2 separate regions of the Homo sapiens genome follow, and region 2 is linked to region 1. A link is a contact called in ENCODE Hi-C or POLR2A ChIA-PET data. All regions are on one chromosome and are shown on one strand. The core of a region is the stretch at or near the end of the contact, and the rest is flanking DNA. Distances in the headings are between cores, read along the strand shown.

What was found. Hi-C counts contacts between places; a loop is a spot of excess contacts on that map. ChIA-PET counts read pairs that join two places held with the same protein, here RNA polymerase II (POLR2A).
Region 2: a loop to region 1 is called in a map with no recorded cell type, with 7 times the contacts of the local background. The contact joins two enhancer-like sites. A Hi-C loop is called at or near these places in 1 of 37 single-sample maps with no recorded cell type. POLR2A ChIA-PET finds 5 or more read pairs at or near these places in 1 of 52 experiments (activated T-cell).

Annotation. Positions count from the first base shown.
Region 1 is chr5:39,088,825-39,094,630 of GRCh38, reverse strand. No RefSeq gene overlaps it. Among named protein-coding and RNA genes, the nearest start is that of RICTOR, 17 kb to the right of the region's middle. Within about 2 kb of position 2,015, at least 5 of the 41 ENCODE cell types and tissues checked have a DNase peak (open chromatin) inside an H3K27ac peak, as active enhancers do.
Region 2 is chr5:40,376,154-40,381,959 of GRCh38, reverse strand. No RefSeq gene overlaps it. Among named protein-coding and RNA genes, the nearest start is that of LINC00604, 140 kb to the right of the region's middle. Within about 2 kb of position 3,464, at least 3 of the 41 ENCODE cell types and tissues checked have a DNase peak (open chromatin) inside an H3K27ac peak, as active enhancers do.

The sequences.
Region 1 (5,806 bases), core at 766-3,265:
ATATCAACCATACATTCAAAGAAATGCTTATTATGTGTTTTCCTGCATTACTAGATATTTTGTATATCAGAAGGTCTTTCATGGTAGCCTTTCCATTGAAGTGTTGGATTCAGATGTCCCAATATCTTTTTAACTTCCAGGTACCTGTATCACAAGCATTTGACATTATGACTCTAATTACAGGTTTTTTTGTTTTTGTTTTTTTGAGATGGAGTCTCGCTCTGTCACCTAGGCTGGAGTGCAGTGGTGCAATCCCGGCTTACGGCAAACTCCGTCTCCCGGGTTTACACCATTCTCCTGCCTCAGCCTCCTGAGTAGCTGGGACTACAGGCGCCCGCCACCACGCCTGGCTAATTTTTTGTATTTTTAGTAGAGACGGGGTTTCACCGTGTTAGCCAGGATGGTCTTGATATCCTGACCTCATGATCCGCCCGCCTCGGCCTCCCAAAGTGCTGGGATTACAGGTGTGAGCCACCGCACCTGGCCAATTACAGGTTATTAAATTACTTATTGCAGTGTATTTTGTCATGTGAAATTAGTCATTACAAATATAAGCCAAATTAAAAGAGAATGAAATGAAATTCCTTCTTCTTGGTTACATTATTTTGATACTTCTACAGCTGTTTTCACTGTGTAAGCTAATTTTTAAGTACTTTTTTATGTGGCAATGTTGCTTCAAAAACATTTTAAAGGATAATTTCCAGTTTCCTTTTTTAAAAAAGGAAATTAAATGAAAGGCAATTTCCAACCAAATGAAGTTCACCAGGAATATACAATTATGAAAAAAAAATTACTTGTCAGAGACATTACAAAGGCAGAGTTCCAACACAACAAATGGCCAATTGTGATCATGTTTATCAAAGAATCTGGTATTTCTTTACATAGTTTAAAACGGATTAAATTTGAAAAGTAAAAAAATATAATACTTATTCACATTTTCACCAGGCATTTTTGGATTAGTTGCACTATTATCAGTGAAAGAAGAAAGTATTTTAAAAGGTGAGTCATAATTTCTCATAACATTACTAAGTTAGCATCAACATTACTGGGACTTAAAGCCTCAGTCCCAACTACTTGTTTTGGCTGAAAGTGTGTGAAACTCAGATATATGTGTGGATTACCAACACCACCCTGCAATGAAGGGGATTAGCTCTGTCACAACAAAATGAAAAGCATATAGCTGAGATAGGCATAACTGCTAAATATTTGGTTACTTCAACTTTTAAAGCAATATGTGTAAATTTCATTTCCCAGCTTACCAGGTGGGTACTTATAAGAACAGAGAAATTTTCTCCTGAACATGATGTATACCTCCAAACCCACAGAAGAAAATGTGGCATCTACCTAATGCTCTCAAATTGTAGTGAACATAATAATCACCTCTGTATTGGAGATTTGGTATTTTTGGCCACTAGGCACCCAATCTCTCTTTTTATTAGCACCATGTGCTGGATTGTCTGTTTCGACTTGGACAGTAAAGCACCAGGTCTAAGGCCCTGTGCAGAAAATAGTTAACACAGCAGACCTGAAACTGCTGCCTTAAAAAATCCTGCTTGAAAAGTTGGCTTTGGGTTGGTGTCTGGGGACTTGGATTTTGAGAGGATTTCCACCATTCCCAGAACTGATAAGAGTGGCTTGCTGTGCCTAGACTGTTTGTACAAACAATATGATTTACGCTGAACATCTGCTTTACCCTGGAAGTCTGGAATGTTGGCTCATGCTGGGCAGAGGGTACTTATGTGACCAGCCCTCAATAAAAACCTTGGGTACTAAGTCTTTAACACGCAGACTTAGGAAACAACATTTCAAACATGCTGTCATAAACTGTTGCTGGAGGAATTAAGTATGTGTGCGACTCTACAGGAGAAGAATTCTTGGAAGTTTGTACCTGGTTTCCTCTGGACTTCACTCATTGTGCCCTTTCCTTTTGCTTGTTTTGCTTTGAATCCTTTCACTGTAATAAATCATAGCCATGAGTATGACTGTATGCTGAGTCATGTGAGTCCTGCTAGCCAAATCCTCACACCTGGAATAGTCTTGGGGACCCCCACACAGAGTGAAAACAACACATCCCAGAATCCCTCTCTCTATAGGGTTAGAATTGGCCAATGAAAGAAATTGTGCAGCATTTGGAAAACAAGCACCACACAGAAGTTATTACTCTCAGAAAGTCGTAGCAGTCAGACATGGTAATGGACAGACACAAACATATTCAGTGGGTCACAGACGATCCTTACTTTCCTACTCTGAGCTCGTATCAACTGCTGGCTTCATTGTTTGTATTAGTCCATTTTCACACTGCTATAAAGACATACCTGAGCCTGGGTAATTTAATTTATAAAGAAAAGAGGTTTAATTGACTCACAGATTTGCATGCCTCAGGAAACTTACAATCATGGCAGAAGGGAAAGCAGGCACATCTTACACGGCAGCAGGCGAGAGAGAGCAAAAGCAGGGAAAACTGCCCTATAAAACCATCAGATCTCATGAGAACTCACTCACTATTACAAGAACAACATGGGGGAACCCACCTCTATGATCCAATCAACTCCACTGGGTTCTTTCCTCGACATATGGGGATTATGGGGATTATAATTCGAGATGAGATTTGGGTGGGGACACAGAGTCAAGCTGTTCAATTCCACAGAGTCACTGTTCAATTCCACCCCCAAGCACACCACCAAGCCCTTGTCTCCTGGCCTGCATAGGTAGAAGCTTCCACAAAGGCAGTGGCTTCAACACATCTCTCCATAATCTCCCAGATGCTATCCCACCTGAAAACCAAATATACACAGTTTCTTGCACTTTTCATCTTGAGTGTATTTGCAACAAAGATGCATATATAAAAAGGCAAGTACAACAATGTGTGACTAAGATCCCCTGCTCCTAAATGACAGGCTATTGTTGTCAGGTATTTTATTTCGTTCCTTTTCAAACCATAAAATTAAAATGCTATTATTATTAAAGGCAGAATGTTTTTGTTTAAATTTGTCTATATGTTTTACCAATTTCTTTACTCATATTCTTTCTTGTATCTCAGACTGTCATTCCAAGGCCACTTTCTTCTTCTTTAAGTACACATAATAAAGTTAATTTAGTCAAGTCTTGTGGTAAACATTCCCATTTTTATTGACCCCATAATAATTTACTTATTCATGGGGTACATGTGAGTATTTGTTACATGCATAGAATATGTAATGATCAAGTAAAAGTATTTGGGTATCCATCTCCTTGAGTATCATTTCTGTGTCACAAACATTTCAAGTCCTCTCTTGCAGCTACTCTGAAATACACAATACATTCATTGTGCTAACTATAGTCATCCTACTCTGCTATTGAAAATCAGAACTTATTTATTCCAACTCACTGTATGTTTGTACCCATTTACCAATCACTCTTGATCACCCTCCTTCCCACCCACATGTACTTCCCAGCCTCTGGTAGCTATCATTCTATTCTTTATCTCCATGAGATCAACTTTTATAGCTCCCACATATGGGTGAGAATATGCAATATTTGTCTTTCTGTGCCTGGTTTATTTCATTTAACATAATGACCTCCAGTTCCACTCATGTTGCTGCAAATGACATGATTTCATCCCTTTTTATGGCCAAATAGTATTCCATTGTGTATATATACCATATTTTCTTTATTCATTCATCCACTGATGGACAGTTAGGCTGATTCCATATCTTTGCTATTGTGAATAGTGCTATAATAAACATAAAGGTGCAGATATTCGTTTGATATACTGATTCCCTTTCCTTTAAATAAATACCCAAAGTAGGATTACTGGATCAAATAGTAGCTCTGTTTTTTATTTTTTGAGAAATCTCTATACTGTTTTACATAATGAATGTACTCATTTACATTCCCACCAACAGTGTAAAAGAGTTTTCTTTTTTTCCACATCTTCACCTGCATCTATTATTTTTTGTCTTTTTTATAATAACCATTCTAGTAAGATGATATCTCATTGTGGTTTTGATGTTCATTTCCTTGATAATTAGGAATGTTGAACAACTTTTTTAAACTTGTTGGCCATTTGTATGTCATCTTTTGAGAAATGTTTACTGATGTCCTTTACCCACTTTTTAATGGACTATTTAGTTTTAAAAATGGAGTTGTTTGAGTTCCTAGCATATTCTGGATATTAGTTCCGTGTTGGATAAATAGTTTGCAGATATTCTCTTCTGTTCAACGAGTTGTCTCTTTATTCTGTTGATTGCTTTGCTGTGCAGACGCTTTTAAGTTTAATATAATCCCATTTGTCTATTTTTGTTTCTGTTGTCTATGGTTTTGGGGTCTTAGCTATAAAATCTTTGCCTAGACCAATGTCCTGAAGTGTTTTCCCTAATGTTTTCTTCTAGCAGTTTTATAGTTTGGGGTCTTACATTTAAGTCCTTAATCTGTCTTGAGTTGACTTTTGCATACAGTGAGAGATAAGGGTGTAATTTCATACTTCTGCAAATTGTTACACAGTTTTCCCAGAACCATTTATTGAAGAGGTTGTCCTTTCCCCAATGTATGTCCTAAGTGAGTTGGTTGAAGATCAGTTGACTATAAATACATAGATTTATCTCTTGATTGTCTATTCTGTTACTTCGGTCTATTTGTCTGTTTTTATACCAATACCATGCTGTTTTGGTTATTACAGCCTTGTAATATATTTTGAAATCAGGTAGTGTGACACTTCCAGCTTTGTTCTCTTTTGCTCAGGATTGCTTTGGCTATTCGGGCTCTTGTTTGGATCAATACAAATTTTAGGATTACCTTTTTCTAAGTCTGTGAAAAATGACATAAATAATTTGATAGGAATTGCATTAAATCTGTAGATTGCTTTGAGCACTATAATCACTTAAATGATGTTAATTCTTACAATCCATGAGCATGGAATGTCTTTCCATTTGTTTCCTCTTCAATTTCTTCCATCAGTGAGTGCTTTTTTAGTTTTTCTTGTAGCGATGGCTCACCTTTTTTAGTTAAAATTATTCTTAGGTATTTTTTTGTAGCTATTGTAAATGGGATTGCCTTCTTGATTTCTTTCTCAGCTAGTTCATTATAGGTATATAGAAATGCTACAGATTTTTGTATGTTGATTTTGTATCTTGCAACTTTACTGAAAGTATTAATCAGATCTAAGTTTTTTGGTGGAGTCTTTAGGTTTTACTAGATGTATGATCATATCATCAGCAAAAAGTAAATTTCGCTTCCTTTTTCAAATTTGGATGTATTTTACTTCTTCTTCTTGCCTGATTATGCTGGCTAGGATTTTCATTACTATGTTGAATAGGAGTGGTGAAAGTTAGCATCCTCATCTTATTCCAGTTCTCAGAGAAATGGCTTTCAGCTTTTCCCCATCCTATACAATGTTAGTTGTAGATTTGTCACATATGGCCTTTTTTATGTTGAGGTATGTTCCTTCTATGCCTAGTTTGTTGCAAGTTTTTATCATGAAGGGATGTTAAATTCTATCAAATGCTTTTTCTGCACCAATTGAGATTGTATGTAATCAACCGTATTAATTTTCTGCTTCATTTTGTTAATGTGATGTATCATGTTTATTGATTTTTATATGTTGAACCATCCTCGAGACACATCCCTCTTGATCATGGTATATTATTTTTTTATGTGCTGTTGGAATCAGTTTGCTAGTATTTTGGGGAGAATTTTTGCATCTATGTGCATAAAGAGAGTTTGGTGTGTAGTTTTCTTTTTTGTTGAGTCTGGTTTTGCCATCAGGTTAATTCTTGCCCTATAGAATGAGTTAGGGAAAAGACCCTTCTGTTGGATTTTTTGGAATAGT
Region 2 (5,806 bases), core at 2,215-4,714, 1.3 Mb before region 1:
GTATTATGCATACTGTCAACGTAGTCTCTAATGTTTTATACAAACTCTCAGGAGGAAAGGAGCTAAGTGAGTGGGAAGGATTTGCCATGAGTCATTTGTAGTAATGGTAATGGTATAGACGTACTATCTGGCATAATTAAACTGGTGATGGGAGGTAGAGTTCTCTTGTGTGCACTAAATTCCATTGTTCAATGCAGAATTTCTTAACTTCTCACTATTTCATTCACTCTTTGAGTGCGCCTGTTTTTGGTCAAAACCCGAGGAGTTGTTGGTGGAGTTAGATCGGTTAACAACATCATATCTGTAAAATGCAGGTGACACAATTACAAGGATCATTTAGGGGTGCTTATTACATATATTGTACGTACATATATAGTTCCCCCAGACTACTAAACCAAAATTTCCAATGATAAGACCCAAGAGTATGTATTTTTTAATGGGAACCTTAGACTATTCTTATAATCACAAATTCAGAAACTTTTATCTTAACTAGATACTGTAGGAAAAGCATCTACGTTCTTTTAATTACAGCTAGTACTTTCATTATATTTCAAGTTTTCAAAGCACATCTCATCTCAATTTGTTGTGTAAAGTAGGCAGGGTGAGCATTTTTACCTTGATTTTACAGATATGATATTGTTAACTGACCAAACTTAGCCAACAACTCTTCAGGTTTTAGTTGAAAACAGGAGCAATCAAAGAGTGAGTCGTTGAGGATTAGCCACTCCCCATAACTGCAAGCCCAGGTTGTAATGACAGCATATTTCAGATAATGGTCTATTATACATATGGACATTTATTAGAGGAGCAGGCACCAAATGAGTCTGTAAGTCTGACGAAGTTCAAGTGAACTATCATTGGAGGTTCTTTAACAACACAGAAGAAATATTCACCCGAAGCACACATGGTGACATTCAGAGGTTGGCTCTTGTGCCGTCCTAAACTATTGGCTGGACACCAACTCATTAGTGACTAAAGTCAGTGCTTTCCCTAAGGAACTCAGGGTATAGGTCTCAGTGGTTTCTTATGAAGACAAAGGTGGAGACTGTTTCTAAAATATTTAGTTATTCCAAATGTCTCAAACACTGTTAATTTCACCAGAGAGGGAGCCCAATTCTAACATTCTTCATGCTAATTTTCAAGTCACTAGAATTTGTTACAAGACTGGTCCACGGATCAGCACCATTGACATAACCTGGGAGCTTGTTAGAAATGCAGGTTCTCAGCCCTGCTCAAGACCAGCGTCTTCATTTTAACAAGATTTTTTGTGATTCAGAAGCATGATAAAGTTTGAGGAACACTGTTCTATAAGTCAGATGCCCCTTGTTTATGCCTTCTAATATACCATAAAGCTGTGATCTGCCTCTATTAGAGCATTTACCATGTTGAATTACAGAATTCATACATTTTGCCAGTTCTACTAGGTCAATTATTATGTCTTACTCATTTCTGCATTTCTATCACATGGCATATATTAGATGCTCAATTCATGTTGAATGAATGAATAAGAAAACTTTCACATGATAAAATTAGTTTTTCAGATCCAATTGTAGTTTTCTCAGATTTATAACTGGCTATGCATCCTCACACACTTGAAGTCAAAATGTGATTAGAAGACAGGGTAGTGGCCAGCTTTCCAGGGCTACCAGTGAGAAAGAAGTAGGTATTGGACCTAGGAACCAGGAAGTAATGGCATGATAGGAAACTCATGAGGGACGGCTTTAGTCCACAAGTAAGTGGATATTGGGAGAAGGTAGAGTTACTTAAGGGGACTGCTATGGAGGGTTTGTGTCCCTCCAAGATTCATGTTAGACCTTAAATCTCAAGGTAATGGTATTAAGAGGTAGAATCTTTGGGATGTGATTAGGCCATGAGCACTCCACTCTCATGAATGAGATTACTATCCTTATAAAAGAGGCTTCAAAGAGCAGTCTGCCCTTCCATCCCATCTGCCAGGTGAGAACACAGCAATTGTACCTTTGGTTTTCTCTACCATTTGAGAACACCATGAGAAAATGCCATTTATGGAAAAGGCCCTCACCAGACACAAAATCTGCTGGTGCTGTGATCTTGGACTTCCCACCCTCCAGAACTGCGAGAAATAAATTTCTACTGTTCATAAATTACTCAGTCTGTGGTATTTTGTTATAGCAGCAAGAATGGACTAAAACAAGAATCATATACACCAGTGATTCTGAATATGTTTTCTGCCTCAAGCCACCCAAGAGATTAGGCAGATTTCCAGCAGTAAGAAGAACTAACTATAACAGAGTTTTTCACTGGAAGCTCTCCCTCAACCATATATAATTCTGCTACAACTCATACCCATATTTTCTGCTAGACTCACTGAGATATGCTGTTGGCTTAATGTCCGGTGTTTTGAATGGGGCAGGAGGGCACTGAGAGGTAACAGTTACCAAGAGCAAATACTGTGTTTGGAATCAAGTGTTTGTTATGGATGGTTGGATTTAGGTGTCTAACCTGGCAGATTAGGCCTAGGTGTCTAGGAATTCAACATCAGGAAACAGCAGGTTATAAGAGGACTCATCAGATGAGGTTTAGCCCAAATCCAGAGACCCCAGGCATGTAACACCTGAGCTGTACCCATTTTATATTTTCTCTCTCTATTAAGTCTCCTTTGGGGTAAACAGTGTTAACTAAAGGCCTAATAATGGCTACAGGTGGAGAGAGAATTTGGGGCCACCATGGAAATGTGAAACAGTATTGGCACCTACCCAGAATCCAGTGGTTAGAGAAAAAATAATGTCCACCCTGTAATTAAGAAGAAAATATTTCTCCTCCTTTACTTTGGATGGTCCTTAGGGGTAATCACAAACCTGGGCTAGGGGGAGCTGAGGGATAACATTTAAAGAGTGGGGAAGGGGTTATGAAGCTTATTGAGGCTTTTGGCCTAAGGCCGGATATTTAAAATAGCATGCCTAGGGAAGGCAGGCAGGCACTATTCAAAAACGAAACTGAATGGAGGAGGCAGTGGTAAAACGAAGGGCAGATTCCCTGTGTGAAGGGTCAGCTCCTACTGATAATGCCTGGTGGGAATCTGTGCTTATTTCTCAAACATAGAAAATAAAAATCTATATTTTAAAATAAAACGTCTCTACTTTTAAACCTTGGCAAATAATTTCAAAGGTATATGAAAGGTATTAATGCTGTGAAGGCTAGAGTCAGTCTGATGGTTGCCAGTTGGTAACATCTGGCCTTAGGAAACTTTTTGGATGTAGGAACTTCCGGACTTCTGTCTTGTGAGTGCTTTGGGGTCTCTCTTTGTGTTCCTTAGAGAACCACAAAGTGTTGACTAGAAACCAAAGAGAAGGAAATGAGAAGTTGGTTAGTTAGTGCTTGTTGTAGTTGAAATGAAGTCAGTCATCTCACTCTAACCACCGTCTATTAGGTTGGTACAAATGTAATTGTGGTTTTTGCCATTACCTTTAATGCACTCACTTTTGCACCAACATAATAACTCACCAAAATAAAAAGCAACCAAACATAAGTGAAACCAAATGAAAGCCAAAATCAACAGCCAAAAACCTCAGCTTCTTTCTCAGTGCCTCCATAGATGGCACAAATTATCTCCTTCATTACCTTACTGGGAAATCTGGTAGTCTTTTTTTTTTTTTTTTTTTTGACTTTTTTTTTTTTCCTTACTCAGGCTTCTCATCCTATCATTATTCAGGTCCAATAGATTTCACCCTTGAAACATCCACAATTCATCCTCTTCCTTCTTCCTTCCTATTGCCATTGTCCTATATTCGATTCTACCATACTTTGCCTAGAATACTCCAAAGGTCTTCTTATTACTATGTCTAACATATTTCAGGAGGAAATGAGATAAACAGGTTCAATAAATTTTCTTCCAGGACACTATGTTTGTGGCCAGGGTCTGTGGTTGAATCCACAGGTAGGACTAAGCAGGTTCTTCTCACCTGGAATGGGCAAGACACAAGACCAGAATGTTTTTAGCAATGGATGGGTCTGGTAGAGTAATTCCTGACTTCAGAATTAGAACAGAATAACACACAGGTCAATTCTGTCTGGGAAGTCCCTTGTTCGCTTGTAATTACCATGGCTTAACACTGGCTATATATTCATATATTTATGAAAATAAGTCATAACATAGATGAGTTTATGCAAAATATACAATAATGAGATGAACTAGGTCAAGTGATGATTGTTTTATACCATCTGTCTTACCAATCCCAATGGCCTGTTAGAAACTTAAATGTTATTGGTTAGGTGACTTTGAGGTCTGTAGATCAAATAATTTTAGGGAAAACATGAAACACAAAACATGGGGAAAGAGACTGTCCCTCAACATTAGTCCATCCTTTGGCCTAAGGGTTAACCTGGCGAGCATCCCGTGGAGGCCTGCTTTCTTCAGGTCTGATTTAGACCCATCCAAGCAGGATGACAGTGACCGAGGTAAATTTTCCTAACGCTAATTTGAAGGGCAATGAATGATTACCAAACCATTAACCTGCACCTACCAATGAATGTTACAGAAAAGGAGGGCTCAGATTGGGAGATGTCTACTAACTTGGTTATAGCTTCAAGGACCTATAGTTAGACTGTCTGGGTGACAGCAACATTTTATACCAGTTACTTACTAGCTATGAAATCTCAGATAAGCTGCTTATCCATAATAAACATTAATTCCCTTATTTGTACAATGGGGAAAATATAATCGCATACTCCATATTTTGTGGTGAGGATTAAATAAGAAAGTACCTAAATCTCTTAGCAAAATAGCTACCTCGTAATAAGCAACTGATGAATTATGATATCATTATACTTATTCCTCAATAAAAGTTTATTCTAACCTCTACCTATATCAATATAAACCATTTTAAGCATGCTCCCCCAAACCAAAATTCAGATATTTCGGGGAATTTCAAAAGGACAAAACACTCTTAATAACTATTGAATATATAATATATTCTCATGCTTTAAAATTCAAAAAGCAGGCTGGGTGCAGTGGCTCAGACCTGTAATCCCAGCACTTTGAGAGGCCAAAGCAGGTGGATCAGTTTGAGCTTATGAGTTCAAGATCAGCATGGGCAACATGGTGAAACACCATCTCTGCTAAAATAAATAAATAAATAATAAAATTCAAAAAGCAAAAAAAGGAAGTAAAACCTGAAAGTCTTTGTATCGCTCACTTTTCTCAGCTACAAAGTTTGCCTCTCACAGGTAACTAAAGTTACCAGTTCCTCAAATATCTTAGAGAAAATTAGTGCACCCACCAGCAACAAGCAAAAAGACATTTCCCCCAAATTGCACTTAAAAGTGTTTTTAAATCTGAATCTCTCCCATCTATACTGCTAAGAAGAATTATTATTTTTCACCAGGACCTGAGGTTCTGCCACTTTGATACATATATGTCTGTTGTTAGTTTCCTAAGACCGTAGCTAAAATTTGCCCTCCATCTAGTCTTAGTACTGTGAGACATATTTTATGGCTCTAGTATTTGTGCCAAACATTACCTTGTTGCATATTAAATTTATATGGCAGTTCAATATGGTTAAACCCAGATGATAAAGAACTTGCTGTACTTAATGGAATTTATTGGGTATGTGTGTATCCTGATACAAATATATTTTCCTTATAAAGTCTATTCTGCCCTTTGCAAGGCATAAAAAGTCTGAAATTAGCTCTGGCTTTTTCTATGAGTTTCAAAATATGATCTTTAAAATAAGACAGCAAAATACTGTGGTGGAACTGCAGTTTTCGGAGGAGTCTTTAGAAACATCTTCCTCTTTTCTCTATCCACTCCCTCTAAACTAAATACATG